Regions from separate parts of the Homo sapiens genome. Here region 1 is linked to region 2. The links are chromatin loops, found by intact Hi-C in ENCODE. Cell type or tissue: psoas muscle. All regions are shown on one strand. Each heading gives the region's core, and the rest is flanking DNA. Links, peaks and the distances in the headings are about the cores only.

Region 1 (10,359 bases), core at 1,936-6,935, 190 kb before region 2:
AAAAATTAGCTGGGCGTGGTGGTGAGGCCCTGTAATCCCAGCTACTCGGGAGGTTGAAGCAGGAGAATCACTTGAAACTGGGAGGTGGAGGTTGCGGTGAGCTGAGATTGTGCCATTGCACTCCAGACTGGGCGACAAGAGCAAAACTCCATCTCACAAAACAAAAAACAAAAAACAAAAACTTTCTTTCCCCCAACATATATGATATGATCACATTTATGATTTTTTGTAAAATTATATGCGTGTGCATGTACATGTATAAAACCGTTAAATCATAGATTTAATGCATTATAATCAAACAGAATTTAACACAGAATTAGACTTACTGTTATTATGGCACCATCATTATTAATTATGCCTGCAATGCCTCCTTTATGCAGAGAGTAACAATGCATATTTGCATGAACAGTATTTCTGGTGTATAATTTTCCAATTATCTGGTATTAGAATATGCACGTATTATGAATCAAATATGAATTATTTAGACTCTTCCCCCGAAATATATCCAGAGTCCTGGAAGTTAATTTATGTGGTTGAATAATTAATATAAGTGATTATAGCACCCCGCCCCCTTAAAGAAAAGACCATTTGGTCTTTGCCTGCCCAGCAACTGAGGCCCTTGGAGGAGACTCTGCCTTTGCCCAATAGTTTCCCTGGATTTTTGTAATGGGAAGAATGAAACAGGAGCCAGACAGAGAGGGAGCTATGGAGTAGATCAGTAGAGCTTTTCCTGCTGAGCAGACTCTTGCCAATCACTTTCGTTCTTCTACTCCAGATCTGGATCTCTCAACGCTTGATGTGAACATGTGACCCAGACCTAGCCAATCGGAGGGCTTCATCCATCTGGCCAATGTGATTGGTCAGATCTGGGCACATGACCCAAACTGGGCCAATCAGAGGATTCATTTCCTACCACTTCCTGCTGAAACTGTCAGAGACACGCCTTTCTTGAGACTGCTGGCCCCTCTCACCACACTGAGAGTGAAGCCTCACAGAAGACGCTGACAGCATGAAGGACTAGAAGATTCTGAAGACATCTTTGAGCACCTGGCTCCAACTGTGCTAGGATCTTAGGATCTGGGTATATTTAAAGTGCACAATGTCTTTTATTTTATTTTTTTTTTGAGACGGAGTCTCAATCTGTCGCCCAGGCTGGAGTGTAGTGGCGCAATCTCGGCTCACTGCAAGCTCCACCTCCCAGGTTCACGCCATTCCCATGCCTCAGCCTCCCCAGTAGCTGGGACTACAGGCGCTTGCCACCACGCCCAGCTAATTTTTTTGTATTTTTTTAGTAGAGACGGGGTTTCACCATGTTAACAAGGATGGTCTCCATCTCCTGACCTCGTGATCCGCCCGCCTTGGCTTCCCAAAGTGCTGGGATTACAGGGCGTGAGCCACTGCACCCGGCCTTTTTTTTTTTTTTGAGACAGTCTCTCTCGCCCAGGCTGGAGTGCAATGGTGCGATCTTGGCTCACTGAAACCTCCACCACCTGGGTTCAAGAGATTCTCCTGCCTCAGCCTCCCGAGTAGCTGAGATTAAAGGTGCGCACCACCATGTCCGGCTAATTTTAGTATTTTTTGTAGAGAAGAGTTTTCGCCATTTTGCCCAGGCTGGTCTTGAACTACTGGGGTCAAGTGGTCTTCCTGCCTCTGCCTCCCAAAGCGCTAGGACTGCAGGCATGAGCCAACACGACTGGCTGTGTTCATGAGCTAATATTGTCTCTTCTGGTTTCTGTTTGATTTCCAGATTAATGGTATATCCATCAAGAGTAGTATTCTTGGCCGGGGGCTGTGGCTCACACCTGTAATCCCAACATTTTGGGAGGCCTAATTGGGAGAATCACTTGAGCCCAGGAGTTTGAGACCATCCTGGGCAACGTAGAGAGACCGCATCTCCACCAAAAAAAAAAAAAAAAAAAAAAATGCTGGGCGTGGTGGCTCACGCCTGTAATCCCAGCACTTTGGGAGGCTGAGGTGGGAGGATCACTTGAGGTCAGGAGTTCGATTCGAGAACGGCCTGGCCACTATGGTGAAACCCCGTCTCTACTAAAAATACAAAAATTCGCCGGGTGTGGTGGCAGGTGCCTGTAATCCCAGCTGCTCGGGAAGCTGAGGCAGGAGAATCGCTTGAACCCGAGAGGTGGAGTTTGCAGTGAGCCGAGATCGCGGCATTGCACTTCAGCTTGGGCGACAGAGCCAGACTCCGTCTAAAAAAAAAAAGAAGCCAGGCGTGGTGGTGCGTGCTTGTGGTTCCAGCTACTCAGAACACTGAGGTGGGAGGATTGCTTGGGCCCAGGAGGTCGAGGCTGCAGTGAGCTGTGATTGCACCACTGCACTCCAGGCTGGGTGACAGAATAAGACCTTGTCTCAAAAAGAAAAAAAAAAGCAAGATTCTTGGGTTCTGTTCTTTCTCATTTGTTCTTTCTTTCTTTTTTTTTTTTTTTTTTGAGGTGGAGTCTTGCTCTGTCTCCCAGGCTGGAGTGCAGTGGTGCAATCTCGGCTCACTGCAAGCTCCGCCCGCCGGGTTCACGCCATTCCCCTGCCTCAGCCTCCCGAGTAGCTGGGACTACAGCGCCCGCCACCACGCCTGGCTGATTTTTTGTATTTTTAGTAGAGACGGGGTTTCACTGTGTTAGCCAGGATGGTCTCGATCCCCTGACCTCGCGATCCACCCGCCTCGGCCTCCCAAAGTGCTGGGATTACAGGTGTGAGCCACTGCGCCTGGCCTTGTTCTTTCATTAAATTTTTCCTCAACACTATGTGCCAAGCCTTTCTGAGGCTCTGAGGGTACAAGGATGAATCAAACTGAGTATTATGGCAGAGACAGCTGTTTCAGCACTAATATCTCTTTTTTCCCCTTCTTTCTTTAATAACAGAAGTTATGAGTTTTAGGTGGGTGCATGTTTATCCAGTTGATGACTACATTTCTCTTTTTTTGTTTTGAGACGGCGTCTCACTCTGTTGTCCAGGCTGGAGTGCAGTGGCACAATCTTGGCTCACTGCAACTTCCACCTCCCGGGTCAGTGATTCTCCTGCCTCAGGCTCCCGAGTAGCTGGGACTACAGGTGCCGGCCACTGCGCCCGGCTAATTTTTGTATTTTTAGTAGAGATGGGGTTTCACCACGTGGGCCAGGTTGGTCTCCAGCTCCTGACCTCAGGTGATCTGCCCACCTTGACCTCCCAAAGTGCCAGGATTACAGGGGTGAGCCACCATGGCCGGCCCCCGATGACTACATTTCCTTTTTTTTTTCTTTTCTTTTTTTTTTTTTTTGAGACAGAGTCTAGGTCTGCCACCCAGGCTGGAGTGCAGTGGCGTGATCTTGGCTCACTGCAACTCCTGGGTTCAAGCAATTCTCTTGCCTCAGCCTCCTGAGTAGCTGGGATTACAGGCACCCAACAACACCATGCCTGGATATTTTTGTATTTTTAGTAGAGACAGGTTTTCACCATGTTGGCCAGGCTGGTCTTGAACTCCTGACCTCAGGTGATCTGCCTGCCTCGGCCTCCCAAAGTGCTGAGGTTACAGGTGTGAGCTGCTGTGCCTGGCCTGATGACTACATTTCTCAGCCTGCTTTGGATCTAAGTGTTGATGTGACTGAGTTCTGGTCAGTGAGATATAAGCAACAATGATAAATGTTCCTTCTAGGTCATGCTATTTTTTTTTGCTCTGACACACTTTATCATCACTTAATGGGTCATGCTATTAAAAGGAATGGATATGTTCTCCCTTTGCCCCTTTTTCTGCCATTTTCCACTGGCCAGGATGCAGGTGTGATGGCAGGACCTAGAGCAGGTACCTCGACCCAGAGATTGAAGCTGTGTGTTGAAGCTGGCCATTGCCTCCCTGCTACCCTAGGACCTCCTAACTTGGGTTGTTAGTGAGAGAGATATATACTTGATTTTGTTTAAGCCACTAAACTTAATGTCTCTTTGTTATAGCAGCCTAGATTTTACCCAAACTAATAAGCCTTTGACCTCCACTTCTAGTGAAATAGACCAAAGAGACAGCCACCCCCTGCCCCCCGCAAAAAAGTGACAAGTTCTGAAATAGATATAACCCCATGGTGTTGTGAGGTTATAAATTAGGGCATGCGTGGCTGGGCGCAGTGGCTCACGCCTGTAACCCCAGCACTTTGGGAGGCTGAGGCAGGCGGATCACCTGAGGTTGAGAGTTCGAGACCAGCCTGACCAACATGGAGAAACCCTGTCTCTACTGAAAATACAAAATTAGCTGGGCATGGTGATGCATGCCTGTAATGCCAGCTACTCGGAAGGCTGAGGCAGGAGAATCACTTGAACCTGGGAGGCAGGGGTTGCGGTGAGCCGAGATCACGCCACTGTACTCCAGCCTGGGCAACAAAAGCGAAACTCCGTCTCAAAAAAAAAGTTAGGGCATGCTCAACTTGGGCTGAGACACTGTTTGATGAAAGGCTTACTGAGGAGGATGGCTGAAAAGAATTCCCATAAGCAGAAATTGGAGTAGGGCTGGACGTTTGAATCAATTAAAAATGTTTTGAGCTGTGAGCAGTGGCTCACACCTGTAATCCCAGCACTTTGGGAGGCTGAGTCAGGAGGATCACTTGAGTCCAGCAGGTCAAGGCTGCAGTGAGCCATGATCAGGCCACTGCACTGCAGCCTTAGTGACACAGCAAGATACACACACACACACACACACACACACACACACACACACACACACACACACGGTGTTTTGGCTATAAGTAACAAGAATAACAAAATACAACAAGGAATATCTTTAAGGAGTCATTCATTTATTCTACAAACATTTTCCTGTCACTTACTATATTCCAGGTCCTGTTCTAGGTGCTGGGGATATGGCAATGAATAAAACAGATCAACCCCCTCACCACTCCTGAAAATCCAAGAAAAACTCTGGCTTTATAGATTTTATGATCTGTGGGGAGAGATTTATTATCTTACAGAACAAGAAATCCAGAGATAGGTGGTCCTGGGCTGGTGGATAGAGGCTCAACACTATCTTAAAGGACCTTATTCTTTCCATCTCTTCACTCTGCCATCCTCAGTGTGTCGGCTTTTTTCTCAACCTTGTAACCTCATAGTTGTAATATGGCTGCCACTGCTCCAGGAGGCACATCACATACACATTAATCCAGTGGAGTAGAAGAAGAGAACCTGTTTCCTCCCATGCTGCTCTTCTTTTTTATTTTTCTAGCAGGAAAACTTCCTCGGAAGTCTTCAGCTAACTTTAAATCTTATTTACTAGAATTGCATCACATTCCTAATAAAATCACTGGCAAGTCGAAGGAAACAAGCATGAGTGGCTTAGGTCAGTGTTCTCAAATGGTTGTCTCAGGACCAGGCACGGTGGCTCATGCCTGTAATCCCAGCACTTTGGGAGGCCAAGGTGGGTGGATCACCTGAGGTCGGGAGTTTGAGACCAGCCTGGCTAACATGGTGAAACCCTATCTCTGCTAAAAATACAATTAGCTGGGCGTGTTGGCACGCACCTGTAATCCCAGCTACTCGGGCAGCTAAGGCGGGAGAATCGCTTGAACCTGGGAGGCGGAGGTTGCAGTGAGCCGAGATCATGCCACTGCACTCCAGCCTGGGTGACAAAGTGAGACTCCGTCTCAAAACAAAACAAAACAAAACAAAATGAGACAAAAAAGCTGTTGTCAGGTTATTAATGACTCCAAAGAGCTTTGGTTTATGTGGTTATGTCTATTGATATTTGCTATATTAGAAGTTAAAAGTGAAAAAAATTAAACATGTATTTATTCATTCAAAATTATCCTTTACATAGTAACATAAATAATTTTTTATGAAAAATAGCTATACTTTGCAAGACAAAAAATAGTGCAAAGCATGGCATTTTTTGTTTGTTTCTTTGTTTGTTTGTTTTAGACAGGTTCTTGCTCTGTTTCCCAGGCTAGAGTGCAGTGATGCAATCATAGCTCCCTGCAGCCTCGACCTCCTGGGCTGAAGCGACCCTCCTTCCTCAGCATCCTGAGTACCAGGAAGCACAGGCTTGCAGCACCACATCCAGCTAATTACTTCATAATTTTTATAGAGACAAGGTCCTTCTGTGTTCCCCAGGCTGGTCTTGAACTCCGGGACTCAAGCGATCCTCTGGCCTTGGCCTCCAAGTGGCAAAGTGGCCCTGTTTTGCATTTTGCTATTATCTCTTTGATGTCTGCTTAACAGAAGAAGCTGGATTTTCATGCCTGCTTCTGCATTCAACCCATTGTGATATTCTGTTTTGCTTTAAATACACAGAAATTCTGGTCTCATACATGTATGTTGTTGCAAAAAAGAAGGCTTTGTGGACCTCTTGGAAAGGTCTTGAGGATTCAGCATTCACAACTGGAGAACCACTGACTTATATTGATTAAAACTCACTCTCTGAGGATCCCTTGAGCCCAGAAGTTTGAGACCTGAGCAACATATTGAGACTCCGTCTCTAAAATATAAAAATAGGCCAAGTGTAGTGGTTCATGCCTGTAATCCCAGCACTTTGGGAGGCCGAGGCAGGTGGATCACTTGAGGGCAGGAATTCGAGACCAGCCTGGCCAACATGGTGAAATCCTGTCTCTACTAAAAATAGCAAAATTAGTTGGGCATGGTGGCGCACACCTGTAATTCCAACTACTTGGGTGGCTGAGACAGGAGAATTGCTTGAACCTGGAGGTGGAGGTTCAGTGAGCCAAGATTGTACCACTGCACTCCAGCCTGGGCGACAGTGCGAGACTCCATCTCAAAAAAATAAAATAAATAAAAATTTAAAAAATTACCTGGATGTGGTGGTGGTGTGCACTTGTAGTCCTAGCTGCTTGGGAGGCTGAGGTGGGAGGATCATTTGAGCCCAGGAGGTGGAGGCTGTGGTGAGCTATGATCGTGCCACTGCACTCCATCCTGGGAGACACAGCAAGACCCTGTCTCAAAACAACAACAACAACAACAGCACTCACTCCCTGGGCTATAAAGAGGCTTAGCCCCCACCCATAATTCCACACAGCTCAACCTCCCTATAAACACATGGCTGCTTCCATTCCTTAACAAAATCATAATTCTCTCAGCAAGGAGAAAGGCAGGGAGGGGTATTGGACAAAATCATAATTCTCTCAGCAAGGAGAAAGGCAGGGAGGGTTATTGGGTGGGCAGCCCACAGAGTCTGCCACGGATTGCTCTACAGCGGAGGTTTTCCAGCCTATTCGACCGTGTCCCACAGTAACAAATACATTTTACATGGTGACTCAGTACACACATGCACACAACAGAAACATTTTTATTAACAATACTTAGGCTTGCAACATGGAATGCCCTCTGATATTTTCTATTCTTTGTATTCTTTTCTATTTCTTTTTTTAAAAAGTGCTGGCTGTAACCCAATAAATTCACTTCATGATTCACTAGTGGGTCATAATCTTCAGTGTGAAAAATACTGTTCTCTAGGGACTTGTTATTTGATTGGATAGAGGGGCTAGACAGAGGCCTTCAAAGGAGGGAATTCATAACCATTGCCTCAAAAGTTGGCCAAGGAATTGCCCCAAGATGCCTGTGTTGACCCAGCCTTTGTCCTTTTTGCCTGCATTAACTCTTTTATATTGAGCAGAGGGCAAGTAGGCTCAACTCAAATGGTGTTAAGTAAAAAGGTAAGGCTGGGCGCAGTGGCTCACACCGCGGCACTTTGGGAGGCCGAGGCAGGCGGATCACCTGAGGTTAGTCTGGCCAACATGGTGAAACCCCATCTCTACTAAAAATACAAAAATTAGCCAGGCATGGTGGTACGCGCCTGTAGTTCCAGCTACTCGGGAGGCTGAGGCAGGGAGAAACCCTTGAACCCGGGAGGCGGAGGTTGCAGTGAACGGAGATTGCACCACTCACTTCAGCCTGGGTGACAAAAAAAAGTCTCAAAAAAAAAAAAAAAGTAAAAAGATAAACAGAATTATAATTATAACAAAATTTATTGACTCATAGAATTGGAAATCCCAGGAGCCTCGTGAGCTTCAGGCACAGCCAGAATGATGGCCACAGGGTAAGTACTTGTTGATCTCCCCCTGGAGACCCTCATGTCCTCCATGTTGGCTTCTCAGGAGGAGAATCTCAGGCAATAGTGCCCCCTGTAGCTCCCCAACTTCAAAAACCAGAGTATAGAAAACTACATCTTACTGGCAGGTCTAGAAAAATGTCGCCAAACCTGGATCATGCATCCACCTTTTTTTGTTTGTTGGTTTTTGAGACAGTCTCGCTCTGTTGCCCAGGCTGGAGTGCAATGGCACGATCTCAGCTCACTGCAACCTCCACCTCCTGGGTTCAAGCGATTCTCCTGCCTCACCCTCCTGAATAGCTGGGATTACAGGTGTGCACCACCATGCCTGGCTAATTTTTGTATTTTTAGTAGAGACAGGGTTTCACTATGTTGGCCAGGCTGGTCTTGAACCCCTGACCTGGTGATTCACCTGCCTCGGCCTCCCAAAGTGCTGGGATCACAGGCATGAGCCACCGCACCTGGCCTATGCATCCACCTTTTGAAGGGAATGTTGAGGTCAGCCTTCTCTGAACACGTGGGGTGAGAGTGGATGGGCAGTGGCTTTCCAGTGGAGAGGAGGAAGTTGTTGCTTGAAGCAGGGAGGATTTTGAGCAGGCAAAACCAGCAGATGTTTACTACCTCAAGCTCCATGAGGCCAGGGAAGGTGCTGGGTCCTGAGCACCACTGTATGCCCAATGACTGGCACAAATTAGACTCAGAAAATACTTGTATGAACAAGGGCAATTGTGTTGTATGATTGGGTATCCATGGACAATTTACATATTTGAAAAGGTAACAGAAAGATTTGTAGGGCATGATGGCTCATGCCTGTAATCCCAGGACTTTGTGAGGCTGAGGTGGGAGGATTGCTTGAGCCCAGGAGTTCAAGACCGGCTTGGGTAGCACAACAAGATGCCATCTCTACAAAAAATTAGCTGGGTGTGGTGGCATGTACCTGTGGTCCCAGCTACGTGAGGGGCTGAGGCAGGAGGATTGCTTGAGCACAAGAGGTCAAGGCTGCAGTGTGCTATAATCCTACCACTGCACTCCAGCCTGGGCAACAGAGAAAGACCACATCTCAAAATAAAAAAACAAAATAAAGAAGGATAGACAAATAGGTTAGTGGAAGAGAATAGAAAGTCCAGCTAGCTGGGTGCGGTGGCTCACGCCTGTAATCCTAGCACTTTGGGAGGCCGAGGCGGGCGGATCACAAGGTCAGGAGATCGAGACCATCCTGGCTAACACCGTGAAACCCTGTCTCTACTAAAAAAATACAAAAAATTAGCCGGGCGTGGTGACGGGCGCCTGTAGTCCCATCTACTTGGGAGGCTGAGGCAGAAGAATGGTGTGAACCTGGGAGGTGGAGCTTGCAGTGAGTGGAGATGCGCCACTGCACTCCAGCCTGGGAGACAGATCAAGACTCCGTCTCAAAAAAAAAAAAAAAAGAAAGAAAAAGAAAGCCCAGCTGAGACTGACACATATATGGCCAAATTATCTTCAACAAAGTCACCAGGGTAATTCATTGAAGAAAATCAATTTTGTATTTCAACAAATATTACTGGGACAGGCCAGGTGCAGTGGCTCATGCCTATAATCCCAGCACTTTGGGAGGCTGAGGCAGAAGGATCACTTGAGGCCAGGAGTTTGAGCAGCCTGGGCAACAAAGGGAAACCTCGCCTCTGTCTAAATAAATAAATAAATAAAATTCACTGTTGAGAAAAAGAAAAGGCCACTGAATTGTATACTTTATTTCATTTTATTTATTTATTTTTGAGACTGAGTCTCGCTCTGTCACCCAGGCTAGAGTGCAGTCTCATGATCTCAGCTCACTGCAACCTCCGCCTCCCTTCAAGCGATTCTCCTGCCTCAGCCTACTGAGTAGCTGGAATTACAGACATGCACCACCATGCCCAGCTAATTTTTGTTATTTTTAGTAGAGATGGGGTTTCACCATGTTGGTCAGGCTGGTCTCCTGACCTCGTGATCTGCCCACCTTGGCCTCCCAAAGTGCTGGGATTACAGGTGTGAGCCACTGTGCCCGGCCTGAATTGTATACTTTCAAATGGTTTGGCCGGGTGCTGTGGCTCAACGCCTGTAATCCCAGCACTTTGGGAGGCTGAGGCAGGTGGATCATTTGAGGTCAGGAGTTTGAGACCAGCCTGACTAACATGGTGAAACCCCATCTCTACTAAAAATACAAAAAAAAAAAAGAAGATAAAGAAAGAAAGAAAAAGAAAGTAGCTGGGTGTGGTGGCATAGTCCCAGCTACTTGGTGGCTGAGATGGGATAATCACTTGAACCCGGGAGGTGGAAGCTGCAGTGAGCCGGGATTGTGCCACTGCACTCCA
Region 2 (10,359 bases), core at 2,283-7,282:
TCAGAAAACAGAATATTAAAAAATAACACCAGCCTGGGCAATATGGTAAGACCCCGTCTCTACAAAAATAAAAAATAAAAACATTAACTGGGCATTGTGTGTCACATGCCTGTGGTCCCAGCTGCTGGGGAGGCTGAGGTAGGAGGATCGCTTGACGCTGGGAGGCTGATGCCTCAGTGAGCCGTGATCGCACCATCGCACCCCATCCTGGGCAAGAGACCAAGACCCTGCCTCAAAACAAAACAAAAAACGGCTGGGCATGGTGGCTCATACCTGTAGTCCCAGCACTTTGGGAGGCTGAGGCAGGTTGATCACCTGAGGTCAGGAGTTCAAGACCAGCCTGACCAACGTGGTGAAACCTCTCTCTACTAAAAACGTAAAAATTAGCTGGGGGTGGTGATGGGTGCCTGTAATCCCAGCTACTCGGGAGGCTGAGGCATAAGAATCACTTGAACCCCAGGGGGCAGAGGCTGCAGTGAGCCGAGATCGCACCATTGCATTCCAGCCTGGGAAACAGAGTAAGATTGTGTCTCAAGACAAAAAACAAAAGACAAAAGAAAAAACAAAAGAAAAAACCATAGTCTGAAACAACTGGTTAAATTTCTGCCACTAGTTCATTTAGTCCTATGCAGTTAATTCTGTTTCTCTTAGGCTTATTCTGTAGTCACTTTTAAGTTGTCTGCTTAGATGTTTAAGATACCTAGACATTTTGGCCTTTAGTATAGTTTTAAAATTTAAAAATGTTAGCTCAGTAGTTCATTGCCCAGAGTATTTCATAAATTATCAAGATTTAAAGGTACTTTGTACAGTCTTTTGCATGAGAATCTTCAACTGTCCTTTGAAGACAAATTATAGCATATGAGTCCTCAAGGGAAGCATCGGAGAGTAGCAGAAGCCATCACCCATTTGACAGTAAGACATTTCTGGTACTCTTCATTCATCTTTATAGATGTGCATTTTCATCTGATGCCCCTTTCTCTTTGGCCTGAAGGATATAATTTCATTTCCAGAATTGTTTATCACTGATTGTCTCAACTTTTATTTATCTGAAAATGTCTTTATTTCACCCTATTTTTGAAGGTTTGGTTCACTGGATAGAAAATTCTGGGTTGTTGATTTTTTTATTTCAGCACTTTAAAGTTGTTCTGTGGTGTTGTAACCTCCTCCCCTTTTTTTTTTTGAAGAGTTGATTTTTAATCTTGTTCTCAGTATGTGTGGTCTTTTTTTCTTGTGGATACTTTTAAGATTTTCTTTTTACGTTTGGTTTAAAATAGTTTGACTATGTATTTAGGTCTAGTTTTCTTTGTATTTATCCTGCATGGTATTCTTTGAGCTTCTTGGATTTGTAAATTTGTGTTTTCATCAAATATGGAAAGTTTTGGCCATTCTTCAAGTACTTTTTCTGCATCTCTGCTTCAATTTAATTCTCCTTCCTCTGGGACTCCAATCATACTTGCTAGGCCATTTGATTTTCTTTTGTTTTGAGGTGGAGTTTCGTTCTTGTACCCCAGGCTGGAGTGCAGTGGTGCTCTTTTGGCTCACTGCAACCTCCGCCTCCTGGGTTCAAGCAATTCTCCTGCCTCAGCTCCTGAGTAGCTGGGATTACAGGTGCTTGCCACCACACCTGGCTAATTTTTTTTGTATTTTTAGTAGAGATGGGGTTTTGCCATGTTGGCCAGGCTGGTCTTGAACTCCTGACCTCAGGTGATCCATCTGCCCCAGCCTCCCAAAGTGCTGGGATTACAGGTGTGAGCCACCAGGCCCAGCCGACCATTTGATATGTTTATAAGTCATTAAGGTTCTAACCATTTTTCTTCAGTCTTCTTCCTTTCTCTTCTTCAAATTGGATAATTCTTTTGATATCCCTTCAAGTTCAGTGACTTTTTCTGCCAACTCAATTTCTAAGCACTATTCAACAATGAAATACTTTTACCTCTTATTTCATTCCTACAGCCCTGTGTTGGGGTTGATAGAGGCTTCAGAAAAGGTAACAGGTTTATCAAAGTTATATACCTAGTTTGTGGCAGAACTGAAATTAGAACCTAACTTGATTGTTTACAAACTACAGACCATTTTCTTTCCATAATGCCATGATCTTTATCTTCTAATAAGTTGCTGTCAGTTAAAATGTTCATACTGTAACTGGTGTGAGTGGTGGTCCTGGTAGCGGATGCTACTTAATTAACAACATTGTCAAATTGCAGAAAATTGAAGTTCTTCTCATTTAAAAAACGGTTTTCAGTTGAAGAATTTAAGTATCCTGAAGTCAGTAATACCTTGAACTAATCTTTTTAGATGACATTCCTCCAGCAGTGAAAGTATGTCTGTGGTTACTCAACAGAAAAATTTAATTCTAATGACAGACTGTTTTTTTGAGACAGAGTTTTGCTCTTGTTGCCCAGGCTGGAGTGCAGTAGTGTGATCTCCTCTCACTACAATCTCTGCCTCCCAGGTTCAAGCGATTTTCCTGCCTCAGCCTCTCAAGTAGCTCGGGTTACAGGCATCCGCCACCACACCCTGCTAATGTTTTGTATTTTGTAGAGATGGAGTTTCACCATGTTGGCCAGGCTGGTCTTGACCTCCTGACCTCAGGTGATCCACCTGCCTCGGCCTCCCAAAGTGCTGGGACTACAGGCCTGAGCCACTGCACCCGGCCACCACATACGTTTTAAAATCAAGACTTTGGAATCCCAGACTGCGGTATCATTCATTGTCTCGGAAATTAACTCTTTGGAGTACCTCCTCTTGAGTTGATGGATTTTTTTTTTTTTTTTTTTTTTTTTTTTGAGACAGTCTCGCTCTGTTGCCCAGGCTGGAGTGCAGTGGTGCGTCGCGGCTCACTGCAAGCTCCACCTCCCGGGTTCACTCCATTCTCCTGCCTCAGCCTCCGGAGTAGCTGCGACTACAGGCGCCCGCCACCACGCCCGGCTAATTTTTTTTGTATTTTTAGTAGAGATGGGGTTTCACCATGTTAGCCAGGATGGTCTCGATCTCCTGACCTCGTGATCCGCCTGCCTCGGCCTCCCAAAGCGCTAGGATTACAGACGTGAGCCACTGCGCCTGGCCAAGTTGATGGATTTAACTTCATGAAAATTTTTAAACCAGTTTTTGTGTCATCTTAGTTAAAATAAGAACATTATAAAGTTTGGTAAAGGAATGAAAGCATTACTAAGCCAGGATAATTATCAAGTGCCTTTATATAAACATTTTCCTAAAATTCTAGTTTCTAAAGTTCTGTTAGAACCTTATAAGATAATTAGTAGTATGGGAAAAGAATTACTGGCATAAGAATGACATTCTTAGTTGTAGTAACCGTATATTTATATTTCTCCTTCAGTTTATTTTGAAATTAAATTTCTAAAGTTTAAAGGTAAACATTTTAATTATAAATTCTGCATTCATGCCTTCTAATTAAAATATGAACCAAATTCATAGAAATCCTATAAGGCAACGATTACTTAAAAACCAAACAACTTAAGTGAATTGTTTTTAGGTTTGTATTGCCTTATGTATAAAAATCAACATTTGTTGATTTTGCCTTGGATATAACACCTCTCATATTTAAAGCCAGAAAACACATGTTGCCAGATGGGAACTAGGAAGAGTAGTAGTCTCATCTTGGCATCATTTTCTTCATAATGACCAGTTCACTTGTTTTACACATAATCTCAGGTTCTTTCCAGCTTTAATTTTCTATGATTGACGGATCAGATTCTACATTACGGAACCTTTTAGTTACCTGCTAACTGCTGTTACACCACTCAAGATGCGTGATAACCAGTCAGATTAGAAGATGAAAGTCTTGGCCAGGTGCAGTGGCTCATGCCTGTAATCCTAGCACTTTGGGAGGCCTAGGTGGGCAGATCACTTGAGGTCAGGAGTTCGAAACCAGCCTGGCCAACATGATGAGATCTCGTCTCTACTAAAAATACAAAACAATTAGCCTGGCGTGTTGGCAGGCACCTGTAATCCCAGCTACTCAGGAGGCTGAGGCAGGAGAATCCCTTGAACCTGGGAGGTGGAGGTTGCAGTGAGTGGAGATTGTGCCACTGCACTCCAGGCTGGGCGACAGAGCGAGACTCTGTCTCAAAAAAAAAAAAAAAAAAAAAAAAAAAAAAAGAGAAGATGAAAGTCTTCATGATATTGCTGGGCACGGTGGCTCACGCCTGTAATCCCAGCACTTTGGAAGGCTGAGGTGGGCAGAATACCTGATTTTTTTTTTTTTTTTTTTTTGGAGACAGTTTTGCTGTTGCCGCCCAGTCTGGAGCGCAGTACCGCGATCTCAGCTCACTGCAACCTCTGCCTTCCGAGTTCAAGTAATTCTCCTGCCTCAGCCTCCTGAGTAGCTGGGATTACAGGCACCCGCCACCACGACTGGCTAATTTTTGTATTTTTAGTAGAGATGGAATTTTGCCACGCTGGCCAGGCTGGTCTCGATCCCCTGACCTCAGGCAATCCGCCTGCCTTTGCCTCCCAAAGTGATGGGATTACAGGTGTGAGCCACCACGCCCAGCCTTTAAAATGACCTTTTTTTTTTTTTTAAAGACACTCTCACTCTGTCACCCTAGTTGGAGTGCAGCGGCGCCATCTCGGCTCACTGCAACCTCTGCCTGTTGGGTTCAAGCGATTCTGCTGCCTCAGCTCCCTGAGTAGCTGGGACTACAGGCACGTACCACCATGCCCAGCTAATTTTTTATTTTTAGTAGAGATGGGGTTTCACCATGTTGGCCAGGCTGGTCTCAAACTTCTGACCTCAGGTGATCCGCCCGCCTTGGCCTACCAAAGTGTGCTGGGATTACAGGAGTGAGCCACCACGCCTGGCCTTAAAATAATTTTTTACAGGAGATATCTATAGGGATAGGTCAAGAATCTACAGTCCTTGGCTGGCGCTTAACTTGCAAAGGACCGTGATTTATAACTGGTTTTAAATTTTTTAGACTGGTGGGATCTTCCACTTGGTGTGGCTGGAAAAGAGTGATTTATTATTGGAAGTCCAGTAAGGCCAGTTCTATCTAAACTGTTAGAATAGCTGTAAGTGATGTGGCTTTACTGAGATTCCATGAAAAAAATAAAATATTTGATGCCATGACATAAGGCTTTTTTTTTTTTTAATTTTTTGGTGGGATTGGTTAAAAGCTTGGCTCTGAAGTTAGAATGACTTGGATTTAATTTCTAGCTCCACCACTTACTGGATGTATGACTTTGGGTTGAGTTTACCTTTCGATGTCTCAGTGTTTTCAAGTGAAGTAGGGATAATATTGAACTGTACTTTCATCTAGCTCACTATTCTGTGTTTCATAGGGCTGTCAGGAGGATTAAATGGGAGTAATAAGTGGAATGCATTTATCACAATACCTCACTCAGATGTTAGAGCAAGTATTTGTTCACATAGTGATTTTTTACTTTAAACACTAAAATTACACATTATTTTTATATAAATAAAGAGTATATATTATTTGAATTATGAAGTATACTTTGAAGGCTATTCTTGAACCCACTCCTTGAACTGAAGAACGGGACGGTCAGTTCGTATAGTGTACCTGCTCCCTGAATCTTTCTTCCCGAAGTCATCCTGCTTCTATCCTTGAAGTCACAGCTATCTTTGAGTTAATAATTAACTTCATTTAAAAAACTTTGAAAAAGTCTCATTTGGATGTGTCCTTGAACAATGTTTAGTTTTCTTGTTTTTTTTAGCTTTCCAAAAATATAATGGATGTAATGTGGTGGCTTTCTAAATTGTAAGATCCAACCATGTTGTGTATAATTCATTTTTACCATCCCTGTATTGTATTCTTTTGCATGGCTTCATTAGAATTCATTTTTCAAATCTGCAATTGATAAACATTAGAGTTTCTTCTAGCTTTTGAAGTGTGAACAACGTTGCAATGATCATTTTTTGTATCTCGTTTAAAATATTTTTATTGCTCTAAAGTTTTAAACAAACTTGATTTTAACTGCTAATATATTTGCTTTCAATGTGGTGGTACTACTTTAGAAAAAGTAAATTTTCTTTCTTTTTTTAAATTTTAGACAGGGTCTCACACTGTTGCCCAGGCTGAACTGCAGTGCCATGATCTTGGCTTACTGCAGCCTCTGCCGCCCAGTCTCAAGCGATACTCCCACCTCAGCCTCTTGAGTAGCTGGGACTACAGGCGCTTGCCACCACACTTGACTAATTAATATTTTTACATTTTTGGTAGAGATGGGGATTTCAACATGTTGCCCAGGGTGGTCTCGAACTGAGCTCAAGCGATCCACCTGCCTCGGCCTCCTGAAGTGCTGGGATTACAGGTGTGAGGCACCATACTAAGCCAAAAGTAAATTTTCTTACTGAAATGTTTTATACATTGTTTCTTGTTTTATTAGCTAAGTTATTTCATATCACTTTTTATTTATCATAGGATTAGCAATAAGCACTGTAATTTTCCTTAAGTACTTGATTTCAAAAAACCAACTTTATTAAAGCATAATATACATACAAAATATTTACCAACCTTACATTTACAATTTAATGAGTTTTGACAAATGTGACCATCACCACAGTCATGATATAAAACATTTCTACCATTCCCTAAAGTTCTTTGTGCCTCTGTGCAATCAGTCATCTCCACTGGTCCCTAGCAACCAGAAGAAACCTCCAACTGGTCTGCTTTATGTCACTACTGTTTTACCTTTTCTAAAATTTCATGTGAATAGTATTCCCATTTTGTGTGTGTTACACCTTTTATAATTGTCCCACCATTCTTGGATATTCTTTTCTTTTTCATTTTCTCTTTCTTTTTCAGTTTTGGGGAGTTTGTATTGATCTTAAGGCTCTCTGGTCTCCCACTCCTATGTTTGGTCTACTGATGAGCCCATCAAAGGCATTTTGCATTTCTGTTAGTCTTTTTTGATTCTAACCTGTGCTTTTTTTTTTTTTTTTGGGAGGGGGAGATGGAGTTTCGCTCTGTCGCCTAGGCTGGAGTGCAGTGGTGCGATCTCGGCTAACTGTAACCTCTGCCTCCCGGGTTCATGCCATTCTCCTGCCTCAGCCTCCCGAGTAGCTGGGATTACAGGTACTCGCCACCAAGCCCAGCTACTTTTTGTGTTTTTAGTAGAGATAGGGTCTCTCCATATTGTCCAGGCTGGTCTTGAACTCCTGACCTCAGGTGATCCACCGGCCTCGGCCTCCCAAAGTGCTGGGATTACAGGTGTGAGCCACCGCACCTGGCCTAACCTTTCCTTTTGATTCCTCCTTAGAGTTTTTATCTCTCTGCTTACATTACCCATCTCTTCTTGCATGTTGTCTGCTTTCCCCATTAGAGCCCGTTAACATATTAATCATAGTTAAGATTCCATGATTGGTTTTTAGATTTTTAGAATAAATGTTTTTAAAGAACCAGGCTTCTGCCGGGCGTGGTGGCTCACGCCTGTAATCCCAGCACTTTAGGAGGCCGAGGTGGGCGGATCATGAGGTCAGGAGATTGAGACCATCCTGGCTAACGCAATGAAACCCCATCTCCACTAAAAAATACAAAAAAATTAGCCAGGCGTGGTGGCGGGCGCCTGTAGTCCCAGCTACTCTGGAGGCTGAGGCAGGAGAATGGCGTGAATGTGGGAGGCGGAGCTTGCAGTGAGCCAAGATCACGCCACTGCACTCCAGCCTGGGCGATAGGGCGAGACTCTGTCTCAAAAAAAAAAAAAAAAAAAAGAACCTGGCTTCTTTACTGTTTACTAGCGAACTTTGGAAGCATCATTTACATGTATTATCAAACCTGTTTTTATTTTATTTTATTTTGAGATGGAGTTTCGCTCTGTCGCTCAGGTTGGAGTGCCGTGGCACAATCTCTGCTCACTGCAACCTCCACCTCCTGGGTTCACGCGGTTCTCCTGCCTCAGCCTCCTGAGTAGCTGGGATTACAGGTGCGTGCCACCATGCCTGGCTAATTTTTGTTATTTTTAGTAGAGACAGGGTTTCACCATGTTGGCCAAGCTGGTCTCGAACTCCTGACCTCAAGTGATCCTCCTGCCTTGGCCTCCCAAAGTGCTGGGATTACAGGCATGAGCCACCACACCTGGCTGAAACCTATTTTTATTATTAGTGCTCATGATTTCTCATTTAAGAATATACATAATCACACAGCTTACACACAAATATTCATAGCAACAGTATTCATAGTAGCAGAACAACAACTTAAATTTCCATCAGCTGATAGGTGCATAAATAAAATGTGGTGTATCCATACAGTGAAGTATTAGCCAGAAATAAAAAGCAATGAAGTACAGTCATGTAGCATATAACAATGTTTCAGTCAATGAAGGAATAGGACCACATATATGACAGTGGTTCCATAAGATTATACTGTATTTTTACTGTACCTTTTCTATGTTTAGATATGCTTAGATACACAAATACCATTGTATTACACTTGCCTGCGCTATTCAATATATTAACATGCAGTATAGGTATAGGTTTGTTGCGTAGGAGCTGTAGGCTATACCATATAGCCTAGATTTAGGCTGTATTATCTAGGTTTGTTAAGGGACACTCTGTGATGTTTGCACAATGATGAAATGGAATGAAGGCACATTTCTCGTAATGTATCCCTGTCATTAAGCTAGGCATGACTGAACCGATATGTGCTACAATGTTGATGTATTTGAAAACACTATGCTAAGTAAAAGAAGCCAGTCACAAAGAACTAGATATTGTGTGATGCCATTTATATTAAATGTCCTGAATAGGTAAATCCATAAAGACGCAAATACGTAAGTGGTTGTCAAGGGCAGGGGTGAATAGGTGGAAGGTTGGGTTATATGAGGTTGAGGGGGTGGGAATGGGAGCAGGGGGGAATAACAGCTAAGGGATTTTGAGTTCTTTTTGGGATAATGAAAATGTTCTAAAATTGATTACAGTGAGAGTTACACAACTCTGAAATATACTAAAAGCCAGTCGTGCACTTTAAGCATATAATATGTGAATTAATATCTCAGTAAAGCTGTTAAAGAATCTAGCTGATGTATGCAAAACTGCTAAGAACACTATGATGTCATACAGAAATTTTATGGAAAAATATTACTTTCCTCATGACACTGATCTCAAAAGGTTTCCTATCTCAAACATTGTTAGATTTCAAAAATAAGATGTTAATTGCACTCACTTCAAATTTTAAAAAACCTTATTCAGTCTTTTTATAGAGGTCATCCTGTAATTATATGGTCAATATGAATTCCAGCAGCATATCTTTTTCATGTGTCAAGAAAGTTTACATTGAAAAGATTGCATTCTTAAAAAGACCATACCCAGATCCATCTCCACTTCCTGTTTGTCCACTAAACATTTGTGAGATATTTATGGCTATCTTGCGCAATGCCTCCAGAAATCAATGTTTGCTCTCAAGTTTATAACTACAGTTTAAAAAAAATTCACCAAAAAATTCATAATCCTGGTGGATCTGCTGTTTAGGACTAGTTAGTTAAGTGCAGTATATACAAGTAGAAAAGCTCCAATTATTTTACTTGAGATGATCTGATGGCTAATTCTCTCACTTCCTTTGTGTGTGTGTGTGTGTGTGTGTGTGTGTGTGTGTATTTTATATATTTTATATATATATATTTTTTTATTTTTATTTTTTTTGAGATGGAGTCTTGCTGTGTTGCCCAGGCTGGAGTGCAGTGGCACGATCTTGGCTCACTGCAAGCTCCACCTCCCGGGTTCACGCCATTCTCCTGCCTTAGCCTCCCAAGTAGCTGGGACTACAGGCGCCCACCACCACGCCCAGCTAATTTTTTGTATTTTTAGTAGAGACAGGATTTCATCATGTTGGCCAGACTGGTCTCGAACTCGTGACCTCAGACAATCTGCCCGCCTCGGCCTCCCAAAGTGGTGGGATTTCAGGCGTGAGCCACCGCGCATGGCCGCATTTATAATTTTAAAAGCTTAAATGTGTTTTTTTTTTTTGGCGGGCGTGTGGGTTGGGGGAGATGGAGTCTCAGTCTGTCACCCAGGCTCTAGTGCAGTGGTGTGATCTCGGCTCACTTCAGCCTCCGCCTTCCAAGCTCAGTCCTGCCACCTAAGCCACCCAAGTAGCTGGGACTACAGGCGTACACTAGCACACCCAGCTAACGTTTTGTATTTTTGGTAGAGATGGGGTTTTGCCATGTTGCCCAGTCTGGTTTCGAACTCCTGGGCTCAAGCTATCTGCCCTCCTTGGCCTCCCAAAGTGTTGGGATTACGGGCATGAGCCACTGTCCCTGGCAAAAAAAAAAAAAAAAAAAGATAGAATTCAAAAATTGTATCTTGAATTTAGTGTTGCTCATATGACAACTTACTGTAAAAGGTAATTTATTTTAAGTATAGGTCACATACTATACAGGGGA

What was found. A loop is a pair of places that touch in the nucleus more often than their neighbours do. Peaks named below come from ENCODE experiments on the same cell type or tissue, not always from the same donor. Only the 100,000 strongest peaks of a DNase experiment are listed, where the experiment ranks them.
Region 1: a loop joins it to region 2, with 2.5 times the contacts of the local background. A loop is called at or near these places in 1 of 110 quality-filtered maps.

Annotation. Positions count from the first base shown.
Region 1 is chr20:47,400,010-47,410,368 of GRCh38, forward strand. The region is part of intron 1 of LINC01754 (long intergenic non-protein coding RNA 1754); the gene reads right to left. Among named protein-coding and RNA genes, the nearest start is that of LINC01754, 7.0 kb to the right of the region's middle. In psoas muscle, for the core only: no CTCF peak of the experiment used is centred there; no DNase peak of the experiment used is centred there; H3K27ac peaks cover 648 bases.
Region 2 is chr20:47,590,577-47,600,935 of GRCh38, forward strand. All of the region lies in intron 2 of NCOA3 (nuclear receptor coactivator 3), which reads left to right. Among named protein-coding and RNA genes, the nearest start is that of NCOA3, 94 kb to the left of the region's middle. In psoas muscle, for the core only: no CTCF peak of the experiment used is centred there; no DNase peak of the experiment used is centred there.